Linked DNA regions of Homo sapiens: regions 1 and 3 are each linked to region 2. The links are chromatin loops, found by intact Hi-C in ENCODE. Cell type or tissue: IMR-90. All regions are shown on one strand. Links, peaks and the distances in the headings refer to the core of each region. The heading gives the core; the rest is flanking DNA.

Region 1 (5,911 bases), core at 386-5,385, 450 kb before region 2:
GCAAAATACTTAAGACCTGTCTTCTACCTTGGTAAGTAAAAAAAAAAAAAGTTTGTATTGTTTCAGCATAATCTGTAGGTATCTACGCAAAACCTACTCACGAGGCTAACTTCAGAAGGCTCATTTTCACCTCCCTATAAATCTGATTTCCTTTGTCCACTGACTCAGGCAGTTCCAACCCCCATTTTATAAGACACTTTCACCAAAGAACCAAAATGTCAGACCAAGTAAACAGCACCACGGATCACTTGCTTGTCATAAACGCAGCCAAAATGGCATTGCTGCTACAATGGCTATTTAAATCTGCTGTTTTTCTTCCCTAGATAAATCTAGAAAAATCACCATGTTCTTTGAGGGAAGCTGAGAGGGAAAACCAAAAAAGTACAAAACCAGATTCAGAAGAGAAAGGAAAGATTATCTTGAGTGAGGTTGTCCTCCAAAGACAACTCTTGGCAGAGGCTGGTGGTACGGGGAGACGTCAAAGCCTCCATGTTCAGGCGTCCAGGGTCCCAGCCTCTAAAACGGCTTCTGCCATCCATGGCCGCCAGACATTATTTTTGACTAAATTCCATACTTTTTTATCTGAATTGGCTTTTGCACATGAGACAGGCAAAGGGTTTAAAAATAGTTACACCATAGTCCATTGACTTCTCATTTTTATCACTTACACGGATAAGTCATTTTTAAAAATCAAGGGTATCTTTTTGATGTGCACCTAGCATTTGCGTGAGGGTGGTGTGTTAACACTGGAAAATAGGGCTAATTCAGACTTCCTTGTTACCGGGCCCCAGTTTTTAAGTGATCTGGAAGTCCTGAGTGGATTGTGTATCCACTGAGCTACTGCCCATTGTCTGGTAGTTCTCAGAGGACCGTGCAGAAACTGATAGGAAGTGAAATACTATTTGTGTTCGCTTGTGTAGGTGAATACATCTCCAGGATGAGGCCACCCATTTTGGCTTCCACTAACCCGGAGGAACCTGGAGCAAGGAAACCAAAGGAAGTATTCAGGAAGCTTCAGATTTGACTGCTGGCATTATAGGCAAGAATTACACACACATGACTTACTGTTCACTATTGGTGAGAACTCGTGTTCTCATTTCGGGCAATGTTTAGAATGAAGCTCCATTAAACATGCTTGCTCCGAGGAATATCCTTAGAACGGCCATGCTTCTTATTGTGATTGTTATGTTATTTTAAGGTAATTCTTGCCTTTTGGCTGGTTGATTGCATTCTTTAGTTTGAGGCTATGCTTCTGACCTCATTACTCCAATGTCCATCTGCGTCAGCGTCACCTTGACAACAAGAGCAGGGGATGCGTCTTGCATGAGTGGGTGGCCAAAGAGACAAACCTCTGGCTTTCTGGGAGCTCCTAGCGTTCTCCTTGAAACCCTTAACACATATGTGTTTTCTCTGCTCTACATTAGATCTCTAGACTTATCCTACAAAGCTGAAACTGTACTGTTTGACCTACAACCTCCCATTTCCCAGGTGTTCATTCCTGCTCCTTACACTGGTAATTTGCCAAGAGAGTAAATTTTAGGTTACCTTACTGTGATGGTTAATACTGAGTGTCAACTTGATTGGATTGAAGGATACAAAGTATTGATCCTGGGTTTGTCTGTGAGGGTGTTGCCAAGGGAGATCCACATTTGAGTCAGTTGTCTGGGAAAGGCAGACCCACCCTTAATCTGAGTGGGCACCATCTAATCAGCTGCCAGTGAATATAAAGCAGGCAGAAAAACTTGAAACGAGAGGCTGGCCTAGCCTCCCAGCCTACATCTTTCTCCTGTGCTGGATGCTTCTTGCCCTTGAACATCAGAATCCAAATTCTTCATTTTTGGAACTTGGCCTGGCTCTCCTTGCTCCTCAGCCTGCAGACCGCCTATTGTGGGACCCTGTGATTGGGTGAGTTAATACTTAATAAACTCCTCTTTTACATATACATCTATTGCATTAGCTCTGTACCTCTAGAGAACCCTGACTGATACACTTACCATGCCCGCACACACACAGCAACTGTGTGAAATGATGTCCGCATTAATTGGCTTGACTGTAGTCCTTGCTTCCCTATGAGTGTGCATGACCAGATCACTGGATCCAAACAGCGTGTCACACACCTTAAATACATGCAATACAGTAAATTAAAACTATGACGTTCCCATGTGTTCTTAGCATGATGAAAAAGAAATGCCAGATTCACAGTGTGTTTTCTGGGGAGAGCAAAGAGGGGAAATTTATGTGCCAAACTGGAGTCCCTTAAAAGAAAATGAATTTCAGATATTTCAGCCTGCTCTCACCAGGAGGGGTTCTCTGCTAATAATTGTGAAGGAACGCGATAGTCAGAGGCACAGAGGGCCTGAGTGCAGCTTTAATAACTTTGGACAGGACCTGGGTCCTGAGCGTGAGTCACGCTGAGGTCGCTGTGAACGGCTGAGCCCTGGGCTGTGAGTCAGCCCCTCGAGGCGCATGATACAGCTTCAGGCTCCACCAACAGTAGGTGCTTAGAGACTCATGGGCTGCTGGGTTATGACCGAATGAATCAGCCTGAGGGAGAAGATGGTTTTACGACAGAAAGTGGGACTGTGGTGCCAATTTTCTGTTTGAGTTTTGTGTGTCTACACAGTTTGACAAAAATGGCATTTTATTTAAGCATTGTGCACATTTCTTAGAGAATCCGAGGTGACCTATCTTGAGAAAAGGAATTCAAGCTGGACCGACCACAGACCTCGTGCTAAGCATTGGAATCATTGCCCTGCCAGATAGCATTTCAACATCTATTTCCATCCTTCTTCACAATATTACTTTTAACTGATGTCAAAATAAACAAGCCTAGGAATATCCAAGCAATTTGTTCTCAGAGCGCCTGGTGTCCAGTTCAGTGCCTGGACTGAGTCAATAGCACTGTGAGTGATAACATTCTTTATACTGTTAACCAAAAAAAAAGATAGGTTCCATGATTTTTTGTGCCCCACGTATTAATACATGGTTGTAGCAATTATTTTCATGCACAAGGACTGTGCACCTACCTGTGTTTTTGATTCTGCATTAAGGAACCATTCATATCAAATGTTATAAACCAGGGAGCTGGGTTTATAGTTAACATACACACATGCACACAAAATAACTGTCAACATTTAAGCAAGTTGCTTACAGATTAAAACTATGTTGACAATAATCGCAAATAGAGTACTATTGACACCTCAGAAGGACTTCTGTTGCCCTCCTCACCCTCCCTCCCTTCCTTCCAGAAGGTGACCCCTAATCTGAGGGCCAACGCTGCAAAGCGGCTCTGTCTGTTTCAAAGCTGAGCACACGTGGTGTCACGTGACACATGGTCTTTTGCGTCTGACCCCTTCTAGTCTGCATGATGTTTGTGGCATTCATCCATGTCCTATGCAGTAGAGAAGATGCCATTCCTGTAAAGTAACTCATTGTAAAAAGAGACACCGTTACTTATTGATACATGCTACTGCTGATAGACATTTGATGTGTTCTCAGTTTGAGGTCATAATGAATAAGACTTCTGTGAACATACTTGATATGGCTTGGCTCTGTGTCCCCACCCAAATCTCATCTCAAATTGTGATCCCCATGTATCGAGGGTGGGACCTGGTAGGAGGTGATTGGATCGTGGGTGCGGTTTCCCCCAGGCTGTTGTGATAGTGAGGAAGTCTCATGAGAGCTGATGGTTTAAAGGTGGCGCTCCTCACTTGGTTCTTGGTTCTCTCTCTCTCCTGCTGCCTTGTGACGAAGGTATTTGCTTCTCCTTCACCTTCCTCCATGATTGTAAGTTTCCTGAGGCCTCCCCAGCCATGCTGAACTGTGAGTCAATTAAACCTCTTTCCTCTATAAATGACCCAGTTTCAGGCAGTTCCTTACAGCAGTGTGAAAATGGATGAATACAACACCGTGTGCTTCCTTGGTGCTCATATGCACGTTTATGATGTCTGATGTCGCGGCAATGAATATGTCTTCACAGGACGCCAGCTGCAACCATCTGCAATCCACTGCTGCCTTAGTGTGAAGGCTGCACTGCCTGGGAGCTGTTCCTCAGCAACATTCACGTGGATAGGAAGGCTTAGCGGAGCCCGTCCTTGGGGAGGCGCTGGGCTTCTCTGACCGCTGGCTTTGGCCTTGGGGCTCTGCAGCAGCAGTGGCAGTCTCTCAGTCTACAAAGAGGTCCAAGATGCATCCTCCCAGCCTCCTTTCTCTCTGTCCTCCTCTGGGGTAGAACTCGAGTCCCAGCCTGGCCACTCTCCCACATTGTTTCCCTTGCACAGGCATTCCTCCTTGTAAAATCCTCACCCAGTTAATGTCAGTGTGGCCTCTGCTCCCCGGAGCCCCGGACCACCCAGGGTCCTGCCCAGATCCTCTTAGATTCCATGCACAGCGTGCGTCTGTGGGTTTGCTGCTTGGGGTCCACACCACAGACCTCATGAGAGTATCCAGAGGCTGTGGAACAGGGTGTCCCATCGGGAGGGAGGAGTGCTTAGGAATCCAAAGCCCCAGATGAGTCTGTGGCCTGGGAGTGACCGGGCAAAAGCCCCTTGCACTCGCCTCAAGGCAGGACATATCCCGAGACGCAGTTTCTACTTCAGTGCCCTTTGACAGATCCGGCTGAGGCTGGGACTTCACCTGAAATCCAAGGTTTGAAGAGAATGGCAGGAGTTTGAAGTTGTTCCTGAGAATTAGGGAGCGAATTTTGACCAGGGAATCACAGCTAGGGAGAGGCCAGAGCTAAGGACCCACTTGGCGCTGTAACTGGGGGCATCCCGAGAGCCGCACTCACCCGAATTGAACCAAACGCATCAGGACCACAGTGTGTCTACATTTCAAAAGTACCTTATTCTTATTGACACAGCAGATTTGTACACAAGAATAAACAATATGAACCAACACTTTATGGTTTTTATTTAAAAGTGTGCCTTTGAGAAGTGATGAAAAAGCAGAATTTTCTGGAGAAAAACTTGGGAATCAGATGATGAAATCACTTTCCAAAATATGACTTTACATTAGAATGTCTGCTAGAGAAGCCTGGAATCTGGATAAGACCAACAACAGGAGGCTGCAGCTCCTACACCAGCCCCACCCTGATGTTCTGGGTGGCCTGGAGCAAGGAATGGGATTCCTGGGTTTCCTGACTCCACATCCTGAGAGGCTGCACCAGCCCCAGAGCAGCCCAGTTGAACGGACGGAGCAGCAGGGCTGGGGTCAAGTGGAATGCTCCCAACCCCTGCTAGGAATGCTGACCATCACCATGGGTCTTCATAAATACCCTGTGGCTATAGAAGTATTTGGGAATTCACCAAGATATCCCAGCTGCCTCTCCTACAGAATTCTTCATCTTGACCCTAGATAATTACTGCATTGCAAATTCAGAAAACTATGTGACCAGCTTCATGCCAGAGAGCCACTCGGGGCTGTGAAAGAGTTTAGCCATGACACACAGTGCATTGCAGGAGAACGGCCTTCTCTGTGTAATGAGACCCCTACGGCTGCAAACCTCGGTGCTTTCATTACAGTTCCATCTTAGCAAAATTATTTCACTCCTTGAAGCCTCAGTTCCCATATGTGTAAAATGGGGAAATAGCTCAACCTCCCAGGAGCACAGGCAGGTATTCCAAAGACATGGACAATTACTAGTGTAAACTGGGATCCATTTCTTGAAAGTAAGCATTTTGATAAGAGAGAAAAATAAAGTATATTTTTAAAGGCCAAAATAGTTTGTTTTGTTTTGTTTTGTTTCTTTGAGATGGAGTCTCACTCTGTCACCCAGGCTGGATGGAGTGCAGTGGCACGATCTCGGCTCACTGCAACCTCCACCTCCCGGGTTCAAGCAATTCTCCTGTCTCAACCTCTCGAGTAGCTGGGACTACAGGTGCACACCACCACCCCCAGCTAATTTTCATAT
Region 2 (5,911 bases), core at 645-5,644:
ATGTAATCTCCAATGTTGGAGATGGGGCCTGGTGGGAGGTGTTTGGGTCATGGGGGTGGATCCTTCATGGCTTGATGCTGTCTTTGCAATGGTGAGTGAGTGCTCTTGAGATCTGGTTAAGTGTGTGGCACTTCCCCACCACCAACTCTCTTTCTCTTGCTCCAACTCTGCCATGTGACACATCTGCTCCTACTTCACCTTCATCCCTGAGTTAAAGCTCCCTGAGGCCTCCCCAGAAGCTGAGCAGATACCAGCACCATGCTTCCTGTAAAGCCTGCGGAACCATGAGCCAATTAAACCTCTTTTCTTTATAAATTACCCAGCCTCAGGTATTTCTTTATAGCAACACAAGAACAGCCTACCACTGGGGGAACAGAGTGAAGCCAGCCTGCTTCCACATCATCATTTTGGAACTGAGAGTCTATAACTATTGTTTATAGTTATTGCTTTTTGCACCTGTATAATAAAAGATTAAAAAACTAAAAGAAGTTACAACAAAAATACATTTATGCTATCTTTTATATTTACCTATTTAGTTACCTTTCTTCATGTGGGTTTGAGTTATTTTCTATTCAACTCAAAAGACTCCCTATGGCATTGGTTATAGGGAAGTTCTGGCAACAATGGACCCTCTTAATTTTTGTTTATATTGGAATGCCTTAATTTCTTCTACATTTTTGAAGGATCATTTTGCTGGATATAGAATGATTGGTTGAACTTTTTATTTTTCAGTATTGGACCTCATTGCCTTTTAGACACCATGGTTTCTAATGAGAAATCAACTGATAATCTTGTTCAAGATTGCTTGCATGTGATAAACCACTTATGTCTTGCTGCTTTCAAAAATTGTCTCTCTGTCTTTTGGCACATTGCTTATGATGTGTCTAGGTACAGATAACAGAGTTTATCCTACTTGAAGTTTGTTGCAACTTTGAAACCCAGCAAGGCAGTCATTAAATCTTAAAGTTCCAAAATAATCATCTTTTCCTTTATGTCCCACATGCTGGGAACACTACTGCAAGAAGTGGGTGACCAAGGCCTTGGGAAGTTCTGCCCCTATGGGTTTGCAGGCTTCAGACCCAATGGCTGCTCTCACAGGTTAGAACTGAGTACCTGCAGCTTTTCTAGGCACAGGGTGCAAGCTGCCAGTGATCTACCATTCTGGGGTCTAGAGGGCAGCACCCCATTCCCACAGCTCCACTAAGCAGAGCCCTCTTGGGGACTCTGTGTGGGTCTAGCAACCCTGAATTTCCCCTCTGAACTGCCCTAGTAGAGGTTCTACATGGGGACTCTGCCCCTGCAGCAGGCTTCTGCCTGGCATCCAGCCTTTTTCATATATCTTCTGAAATCTAGGCCAAGCCTCCTTCACTCTTGCACTCTGCATTCCTACAGGCTTAATGCCACATGGAAGCCACCAAGGCTTATGGCTTGTGCCCTCTTAAGTGACAGCACAAACTGTACCTGGGGTCCTTTGAGCTGTGGCTGGAGCTAGAATGGCCTAGATGCAGGCAGCACTGTTCCAAGACTGCACAGGGCAGTGGGGCTCTGGGCCTAGCCCATGGAATCATTCTTCTCTCCTAGGCTTCTGGGGCTATGACAGGAGGGGCTGCCTCTTAGATCTCTGAAATGCCTTTGAGGCCTTTTTCCCATTGTCTTGGCTGTCTTTTAGTTATGCAAGTTTCTCTAGGAAGTGGTTGCTCAGCAACCTGCTTGAATTCCTCCCCTGAAAATGCTTTTTCTTTCTCTGCCACATGGCCAGGCTGCAAATTTTCCAAACTTATATGCTCTGTTTCTTGTTCCAATACAAATTCCAACTTTAAGTCATTTCTCTGCTCCCGCATCTGACCAAAGCCTGTTAGAAGCAGCCAGGCCACATCTTGAACACTTTGTTGCTTAGAAATTTCCTTTACCAGATACCCTAGGTTGTCACTCTGAAGTTCAAATTTCCACAAGTCCCTAGGGCACAAACAGAATGCAGCCAACTTCTTTGCTAGGGCATAACAAGGGTGACCTTTGCTCCAGTTCTCCATAAGTTCCTCATTTCCATCTGAGACTTCATCAGCCTTCACTGTCCATAGCACTATCAACATTTTGGTCATAACCATTTAACCAGTCTCTAAGAAGTTCCAGATTTTCCCTTATCTTTCTGTTTTCTTCTGAGCTCTCCAAACTCTTCCAAGCTCTGCCTGTTACCCAGTTCCAAAGTCCCTTCCACATTTTCAGATATCTTCACAGCAATATCCCACTCTTCAGTACCAATTTTCTGTGTTAGTTCATTCTTGTATTGCTAAAAAGAAATACATGAGACTTGGCAATTTATTAAGAAAAGAGGTTTAATTGGCTCACAATTCTGCAGGATATACAGGAAGCATGGCACTATCATTTTCTTGGCTCCTGAGGAGGACTCAGGGAGCTTTAATTCATGGCAGAAGGCAAAGCAGGAGCTGGCACATTATGTGGCAGAACAGGTACAAGAGAGAATGGGGGGTGGGAAGGTGCCATATACTTAAACAACCAGATCTCATAAGAACTCACCCACTATTGTAAGGAGAGCACCAAGCCATGAGAGATCTGCCCTCATGACCCACACACCTCCCACCAGGCCCTCCCTCCAATGTGGGGGATTACATTTCAACATGAGATTTGGGTGGTGGGAATATCCAAACTATATCACCCCCCAACCAACAAAAACAAAAATAAATATACACACCAATATTATCCCCATCAACATCTCAGAACTCAAATATGAAGATGAGATAGTTCTTGGGGCCACAGAGAAGTGAAAAAACTCTGAGACAACAGTGAGAGAACTGGACTTCCTCATCTGTGATGGTTTTCCCCCATCTTCTTGACATGAAGTACATGGAAAATCTCCCCCCAACTCATGGTTTCTACACACACAAAAAAGTGAGATTGAGGTGGACGACCAGCTTCCCCACCATCTTGAACTACTTGACAGGAGACCTCTCCCTCCCTAAACCCCTGGGAAGCATCAGGAGTGCCCGAAAAGAAAAATATCCCTATGAAGAGCCAGAGACAAAAGGGGGAAGTGGGACTACCATCCCACCCTAGAAATTTTTCTCTGTAGCTTGACAAAAAGAGATACCAAATCGGAGTGGCTGCTCAGCATCACCACACTGTAGGAGGTTTATTCCATTACTCCCCAGGGCATGAACCCATAGCCAGCTTCCCACACTGCTGGAATATCCCTTTGGCATTTCTCCTGTTCAGGATAAGTGGTACTCTGATTATTTACTAGAACTGAGGCAAACCTGAGCTTAAGGCACCATCTAGTGCCAAAAAGGAGGCAGCAACATAGCAGATTGTTTTTAACAAAAAGAAAATTGAAAAGTAAATTACAAAGAATTTTTTAGTAAACATATCTGATAAAAAATCAAAACAAACCAGATAGAGAATACTGGAATAAATAATACTTCAATACAAAGACACAGATGTACATGCACACGAAACAACAGCAAACAGGGAACCATGACTACCTCAAACATACAAAGCTGGGAACCAGTGACTGACTCTCACAAGATGATGATAATGTGAACTCTCTCACCAAGAATGCAAAGTAGCAGTTTTAAGGAAACTTGGTGATCTTCAAGGTAACACAGAAAAGCAATTCAGAAATTTATCAGAAAAAATTAACAAAGCGATTAAAGAGAAAATCTTGGAACTGAGAAATACATTTGCTGAACTGAAAAAAATCATGAGAGGCTCTCAACAGTAGAATGGATCAAGCAGAGGAAAGAATCAGTGAGTTCAAAGACAGGTTACCTGAAATACAGAAAGAGAAAAAAAGGAAAAAAATGAAAAGCAATGAAGAATGCCTATAAGACATGGAAAACTACCTCAAAAGATAAAATCTAAGAATTATTAGTGTTCAAGTTGAACAAGTTGAACAAGAACAAGGAGGTAGAAAGCTTATTCAAAGACATATTAACAGAAAACTTGCCAAACTTTGAGAAAGAGATAAATATCCAGGTAAGGGAAGGTCAGAGAACATCAAACCGATTTCACTCAAATAAAGCTACCAAAAGGCACATAATAATCAAACTCTTAAACCTCAAGGAAAGAGAGATAATCCTAAAAGCAGCAAGAGAAAAGTAAATAAAATGTAAAGGAGATCCGATTCATCTGGCAACAGACTTCTCAGTGGAAACTGTACATGCCAGGAGTGAGTAGGATGACATTTTCAAAGTGCTGAAAGAAAAAAAAAATAACTTATATCCAAGAATATTGTCTCCATAAAGCTATCTTTCGAATATGAAGAAGAGACAAGGTCTTTCCCAGATAAACAAAAGCTGAGATAATTCACCACCAGGAGACCTGTCTATAAGAAATGCTAAAGAAAGGTCTTCAATCTAAAGAAAAAAATAAAAAACACTTAACATGCAAGAAGAAAGCATTTCAAGGTATTAAACCCACTGATACAATTTAGTGCATTAGACAAACCCAAAATGCTCTACTACTATAATTGTGGTGTTCAGTCCACTCATAACAATAGTATGAAGCCCAAAAGACAAATATTTCAAAAACAATAATAGCTACAGCGGCCTTTTAAGAAACAGGTAACGTAAAAAATATGTAAATTGAGACTACTAAAAGTCAAAATAGATGGAGCTTAAAATGTAGAGTATTTTTTTCTTTGTTTCTATTTTTTCTTTGTGATCTAAGTTGTCATTTATTTAAAATAACTTATTATATCTATGTGTTTTGTAAGCCTCATAGTAACCACAATGCAAAAACCTATAAAAGAGTGACAAAAAATTAAAAGCAACAAATTAAAACATACTACCAGAGGAAATCACTTAAACACAAAGGAAGACAGAAAGAAAAAAAGAAGAGAGGGGTTACAAAACAACCAGAAAACAAGCAAAGAGAGGGGTTACAAAACAACCAGAAAACAAGCAAAAAATGGCCATTGTAAGTCTTCACTTATCAACAATAACACTGAATGTAAATGGACTAAATTCTCCAATTAAAAGGCATAGAGTGGCTGAATGAATAAAGAAACATGACCCAACTATATGCTGCCCACAGGAAATTCACTTCCTCTATAAAGACACACAGACTGAAAGTGAAGGGGTGGAAAAAGATATTCCATATAACTAGCAACCAAAAAAGGTCAAGAGTAGCTATACTTATATCAGATAATAGACTACAAATCAAAGACTGTAAAAAGAGACAAAAACACTATATAATGATAAAGGGGTCAATTCAGCAAGAAGATATAAAATCATAAATATCTACGCACCCAACACCATAGCTCCCAAGTATATAAACATTAATAAATCTAAAGGGAGAGATAGATTGTAATGTAATAATAACAGGGAACTTCAATACCCCATTTTCAGTAATGAACAGATCATCCATACAGAAAATCAACAAATATTGGAGTTAAGCTACACCCTTGACCAAATAGGCCTAAATGTCATTTACAGAACATTTCACGCAGTTGCTGCAGAATACATACTCCTTTCATCAGCACATGGAACATTCTACAGAACAGATCATATCATAGAACACAAAACAAGTATCAACAAATTCAAAAATTAGAAATCATATCAAGTATCTTTTTTGACCACAATGAAATAAAACTAGATATCAATAACAAGAGAAACCTTGGAAAATACACAAACACATGAAAATCAAACAACATGCCTCTAAATGACCAATGGATCAATGAATAAATTAAGAAGAAAATTTAAAAATATCTTAAAAAAATAAAATGTAATATACCAAAATCTATGGATATAGCAAAAATAGTACTAAGAGGGAAGTTTATAGGAATAAACTTTCTTCATAATTCAAAAAAGTAGAAAGGCTTCAAATAAACCACCTAACAATGTTCCTCAAAGAAAGAGGAAAGAAAGAATAAACCAAACCCAAAATTAGTAGAAGG
Region 3 (5,911 bases), core at 386-5,385, 1.4 Mb before region 2:
CGGGCCAGTGCGATGGTAACTGGGGATTTTTCATAGCAGGCCAGTTTGATGGTAACTGCAGGGTTTGCATGGTGGGCCAGTGCAATGGTAACTGGGGGACTGGGTGATTTTCAGATGCAAGAACTCTTCCCATTTCTTCAAAGCGGGTACTGACATGCTGAGCTGTTCATCTGCATGACTGCAACCTCTGTGGGAAGTTGGGGAAGCCACAGACAGAGGCATTTTCTTTTCTTTCTCACAGGTCTGGGGTATCGCTGCCACTGTGTTACTCCCTCCAATGATTAAGTCCTACAGAAGCCAAGCCCTTTTGGGAATCAGGCTCAGAGTGGGCTGTGTCCTCACCTTAGTAGCTTCCCTTGTCCAGGCCCCTGACAACAGTCATGGGTGGCGGGGCCTCCAGTTTCAGTGAGCTTTGGGGATTTTCTGTAGCGCACCACCTTCCGCTCCTTAACCTGCATGAACAGAGATGACCATGGCCCATCAGAAGATGGAGAAACTAGACAGGGGGGCATGTGTGCCCCCTTTTCCAGAGCCTCACAATGACTCAGCGTTTGGGCAAGAGATGGATCCCAGGACTCCCAAACATTCTTCCAGCCTCGCACAGTTCACCAGAGAGTCACAGTGACTCATTCTCATCCTCAAAGTCTTTTCCCACTCAGGTGTCTGGTAAGAAGCCTGGTTAGAAGCTCCACTGCAGGAAGAAGGACATCTTGCCATGTGTTTTGAACACATGTTGTCTTGTTATATGTTGTGAACATAGATGTTTTCAATTGATTTTAACAAAACACATTATACATTCCATTAAGAAAAAAAAACAATCAGTGTGTTTGCTTTGCTGTCTGTGAAAGATGTTTCAAATGAAGTGGAGTGATCTAATTTCATTGTCGGCTCCTGAAGAATTCATATAGCAGAGTGAAAACATCCATCAGTATTTGGACATGTACTCCTTGTGGTTTAAAATAAGGGCCAAGCACGCCTTTTATTTGGTGATATTCAACATAAAGAAGGCGTTTTCTATGTTTTTGTGATCTCATTTTGCTTTCTTTGAAGACGAATATCATTTTTAGAACAAAAAAGATTGTAAAATAATTATGTCATCAGAATTCAATGATAATTCACAGGAAAACAGGACACTGATTGTGTTGGTCAAACAGCCCATGCGCACGGTAAGCCGAGTGTGACTTTGTTTATCAAATGCTCATGTGGCGAGACCGATCTCTGGACTCTGTCCTGGGTTCCCGGGCTCCACCCAGGCTGCATCTCCCATCCCCCCGGTGCACACGCTGTGTTGCTGCATCTCCCAACCCCCGGTGCACACGCTGTGTTGCTGCATCTCACATCCCCCGGTGCACACGCTGTGTTGCTGCATCTCCCATCCCCCGGTGCACACGCTGCGTTGCTGCATCTCGCATCCCCCCGGTGCACACCCTGTGTTGCTGCATCTCGCATCCCCCTGGTGCACACGCTGTGTTGCAGTTCTTGCCTCGTAGGAGCCGTCCATGGCAGCTGGCAGGTGGAGGATCCTGCCTTTTGAGTACTGTGTTCCTGGGTCAGTGCAAAGTCAGGTGCACTGGAGCAGGCTCCTATCAGCTAAACATTCAGGAAGTTTGAGAGGCTGATGTTAAGGTAGCTTGAAGTGGTCATGAGAGAAAAATTTGCACCCTGAAAGTTGACAAATGCTTCAAATCAGGACTCCTCCTCCATCCTGTCCCAGCTGAATACAGAGAAACGATTCATCTTTTGCCGACCTCTGTTGCCTTTTGGCAAAGTAAAGTCATGAGACTTCAGGAAGCAATTCAACTTCTCAAAATGAATTAAATAGCTTTCATGAGCTTGCAAATGTCTGCCTTTCTTATAGGAGGAGGCAGAGGGTTCAGCCTCCCTAGAGAAGTGATATTATAATCTCCACCTCTGTCTCCTTTTGGCAAAGTGAAGTCACGAGATTTCGGGAAGCAATTCCCGTCTACATTCAGCACCTGCAATTGCATTAAAGGACATCCCGGGCAGAGGAAAAGCAAGGCCACGGGCACAGGGCGGGGCAGTGGCAAAGGTGATGGGGAAGGGTGGCTGCCGACATGGTGGTCAGCAGGCTGCAGCCACCTTGTGACCAGGAGGTATGCCTTGCTCAGAAGCCCAGATGCTTGATGCATGTACCGTCCAGATGTTCTAAGCCATGTGCACAGAGAGCCCTCGGGCCTAACAACACATACATCACTGTCAATCCCGAAGCACCGTCATGGAGATTTATCCACCCTCCAACAGCATCAGTGCCCAGGAATCCGCCCAGATGAGATGAGTTCCAGGAAAATGTTGTCCCTCAGGAGTCCTGGGCTTTACTTTCAGATACACTACTCTCTTCAGGTATGAATTCCATAGTCATTTCCATGTTAAGCCTCAGCCTTTTCAGTGTAAAATGGCAGTTCCAGGGGGAAATGTTGTACAGTAGGATAAGCCAGACTCAAATTACTGAAAACATCCTGAATTAGTAGCCACATTTCCACGTTTCGGTGGCCCCTGGCAGGTGGAGGTTATCAGAGCGTCTGGCAGCCCTCTCATTCCCAGGCTAAAATGAGGTCTGACTGCAGCTCATACAGCTGGAGTGTGGCCTGGTGAGGAAGGGTTTAGAAGACCGAGAGGAGGCTAACATCCTACAAAGCACAACAGTCACTTCCTGAAACATACCTTAGGTGTGATTTTAAACTTGACTCATTTGACGCACTTTTTCTGGCACTTACAGAGATGAGGCCATCTTCTCTTCTGACTGCTTTAAGCTCTTGCCAGGCATTGCCAAAAAAAAAAAATAACCTGGGGACGAGCCGCCCACCCAGCAGTAGTATTGATCCGTGCTTGCCAACGGTCCTTTGCTTTCGTGTCTGTAAGCTGTGGCTCCCTGCGGGTCAGTCTTCCTGACTCAGAGGAGCAGACACTTCTGCATTACTCACTGTTCTAAAACGTCCTTGTAAACACCAGAGATTTATTCTTCAGCTTTGCTGTCAGATGGCTAATCTCTCATTTATGGGTTTGTGCTGACTAGTGCATAGCCAGCACAGCACGGGCTGCCGCTCTCCACTCCCCCAGAGAAGGGCCCAGGGTCCCCCCTGCCCCGGCTCCCAGAGCTCAGCTCTGGTATTCAAGGCAGGACCTACCCACCTGCCTGAGGGCTCGCCAACAGTGTTACATGACGACCTAGAATAAAAGCTGCAGAGACTTCAAAAGAGAGGTCTCCTTTAAAGGCAGTGAAGTAGGCGTTTTGGAGAAAAGATGTCTATGGTTGCTAAACACTCACATTTTCAGGAGCCTTGGTAAACCTGGAGAAACTGTTTGATTTCTAAGTCAACATACTTCACCCAGTCATCCTTCCATTTGGTTAAACTGCATAAAGCTCATCACTGTAACATCACTTCACTAGGGGGCTGACCCCCTCTGTCTCCTTTAACAAAGGCAGATATTTGCAAGCCCGTGAAACACAGTGGGCTGAACATGTTCCTACATTGTTATATTGGAAGTGGAAGCAGCTGCTCCTAATTTGGTCATCTTCCCTCAAGCAGGAAGGTGTCGCCAAGCAGAGGGTCCCACGGAGCCAAGACTCCACAGACTGCTACGTGACCACAGGGATGGGTTAGACCCGCTTCCAGCTTCTGCAGCTAAAGCAACAGCCCCCACAGGGCAGAGGAAAGCGACAAAACCAAATCCCAGCGCTTCTGAAATGGACACATCTGCCCTCTGGAAAAAATCAATTGGCGTTGCCGTGACAGATTCTGCCGCCCAGCAAGACGCGAAGTGATTTAGTAATCTAGTTGTTTTTTGTTTTTGATTAAGCAAACAGTTTTCTACAAAAGCAGCTAACCCTCTCCTATCATTGCCGGAGCATGGGCTTGGTAAAGGAAGTAGGTGCAAAATGCTGGATTTTATTGATTCTCCAAATGAAGTGTTCCCACAAGGCGAAGAGGTGGAGCTCCGGAAATGCTCACCGTGTCTGTCTTCTCCCTGGCATGGTGGGGCTGGCTGCACAAACACTCGAAGAAGTCTTTGAATGCCAGCCCTCAGCACGTGGGGCAGGTGCAATGGTGCCTGGAGTCTCAAAGCTGAGTCATGTAAGAATCCGCTTAAAATGGGTTCAATGTTGACAAACACTGACTTAAAAAAAAATTTAACACTGACTTTAAAAAGCCAGTCTATTAAAATGTCTTTCAACTGTAAATGTTTACATCAAAAGTTTCATCTTTATAATCACTAATTTAAAAAAACTACCAGTGAAGTGAACACACACACACACGCACTCTCACACACATGCACGCACACACACACACGCACATGTGTGCACACACAATGCACACACACGCACACACACAAAGCACATATGCACACGCACACACAGGCACACATGCACACACACCCGCGCACACACACGTGATTATCTTCTTTCTTTTTGAGATGGAGTCTCACTGTATCACCCAGGCTGGAGTACAGTGGTGCAATCTTGGCTCACTGCAGCCTCCGCCTCCCGGGTTCAAACCATTCTCCTGCCTCAGCCACCCGATTAGCTGGGACTACAGGCATGTGCCACCATGCCTGACTGATTTTGTATTTTCAGTAGAGATGGGGTTTCACCATGTTGGTCAGGCTGGTCTTGAACTCCTGACCTCAGGTGATCCACCTGCCTCAGCCTCCCAAAGCGCTGAGATTACAGGTGTAAGCCACCACGCACGGCCACGTGATTATCTTCTCACTCATCACTCTGAGTGCTATGTTTGAAGACCCCGGCTGAAGACCACTGATGTGATGTAAAGATCTGGGCTTTGCCAAGATGGATTTAAGTTTAAATTCCAGCTCCGCCACTCAGTGCCTCTGTAAATTTGGGCCATTTAAACTCTCCAGTCTGTTTATACACAAAGAGAGCAAACAGCATCTGCTCCACAGTGGCTGTGAGGCCTGCACGGAGTGTCAGGAGAGCATCTGGTACACAACAGAGAGACAATTGCAAGCTTCGCTCCGCTTTCTCCTGTAACAAATATTGATTGAATTGGTTGAATATTGATTTGGAAGCTCCATTAGCAGGTGAGTTTCCAAATGCTCACCTCCACTGAGGTGAGCTCAGGGGCTCCTCCAGGACAAAGCCAGTGGTGTGGGGAAGAACACTTTCTTCTGGGCCATTTGGGGTGAACTCCTGGGGTTGGGAGCACTGGCTCTAGGCAGCCTGTGTGTGACACCAATCTCGTTCGGACCTGGGACTTTATGCAAATGGCTTACTTCCTCTGTGCCTCAGTTTCCCTATCTATAAAATGAGGAGGGTAATAGTGCCTTCCTTAGAGGGCTGTATTAATGTTAGTCTTGGTTGTTATTATAGGAAAATGCATTTTTCCCCTCGGCCTTCTTTTGTTCAATCTCTTCAATTTTCTTCCTCTCTGATACATTTGTTATTTTTATCATGCCCCCTTTCCTGGACTAAAGGAGAATATTCAATTAAAGTAATGCAGTTTGAAAGCTCTGAAGGAGGAGTCTTTTCTTCCTCAGCCCCAATTACTTTGATAATTGGAGTGAGTCCTACATATGACCGCAGCTAAGAGCCATCGATGGGGAGATGGACACCACAATTTCCTATTTCATTACAAAAAATGGTGCCAATTAAATCGAGTCAAATCTTTCTTACCATTTAGACTTTTTACATTTTTTCTTACAGAAGGAGTAAGGGCTAATTCGGGCCCAGATTGTCAGATGTCATCCTTGTGAATGCATAAAAAGGAAACTGTAGTGGTGGGAACGGAAGGGTTCCCTGAAGCATGGTCGGAGACCCTGTCCTCGTTCCTTAAAGTCACTGATGACAGAGTGAGCAGCCGTCTGGATTGCCTGGGACAGAGGAGCTTTCGGTGCTAAAACAGGGACAGTCTGGGAAGCTGGGAGGCTGGGCCAT

Evidence for each region. Hi-C counts contacts between places; a loop is a spot of excess contacts. Peaks named below come from ENCODE experiments on the same cell type or tissue, not always from the same donor. Only the 100,000 strongest peaks of a DNase experiment are listed, where the experiment ranks them.
Region 1: a loop joins it to region 2, with 2.8 times the contacts of the local background. A loop is called at or near these places in 2 of 110 quality-filtered maps.
Region 3: a loop joins it to region 2, with 9 times the contacts of the local background. A loop is called at or near these places in 2 of 110 quality-filtered maps.

What each region holds. Positions count from the first base shown.
Region 1 is chr6:169,068,269-169,074,179 of GRCh38, forward strand. LOC102724357 (a long non-coding RNA gene) reads left to right here. Exons shown (of 2, transcript NR_134619.1): 2 at 921-1,156. Among named protein-coding and RNA genes, the nearest start is that of LINC01615, 92 kb to the right of the region's middle. RefSeq lists an enhancer at 1,546-2,745. In IMR-90, for the core only: a CTCF peak has its summit at 2,308; DNase peaks (open chromatin) are centred at 2,493 and 5,253; H3K27ac peaks cover 3,510 bases.
Region 2 is chr6:169,517,037-169,522,947 of GRCh38, forward strand. All of the region lies in intron 25 of WDR27 (WD repeat domain 27), which reads right to left. Among named protein-coding and RNA genes, the nearest start is that of LINC02519, 130 kb to the left of the region's middle. In IMR-90, for the core only: a CTCF peak has its summit at 3,295 (motif pointing left); a DNase peak (open chromatin) is centred at 3,275.
Region 3 is chr6:168,154,805-168,160,715 of GRCh38, forward strand. No RefSeq gene overlaps it. Among named protein-coding and RNA genes, the nearest start is that of FRMD1, 79 kb to the left of the region's middle. RefSeq lists enhancers at 845-1,844, 1,845-2,842, 2,843-3,841. In IMR-90, for the core only: no CTCF peak of the experiment used is centred there; DNase peaks (open chromatin) are centred at 607, 2,787 and 2,937.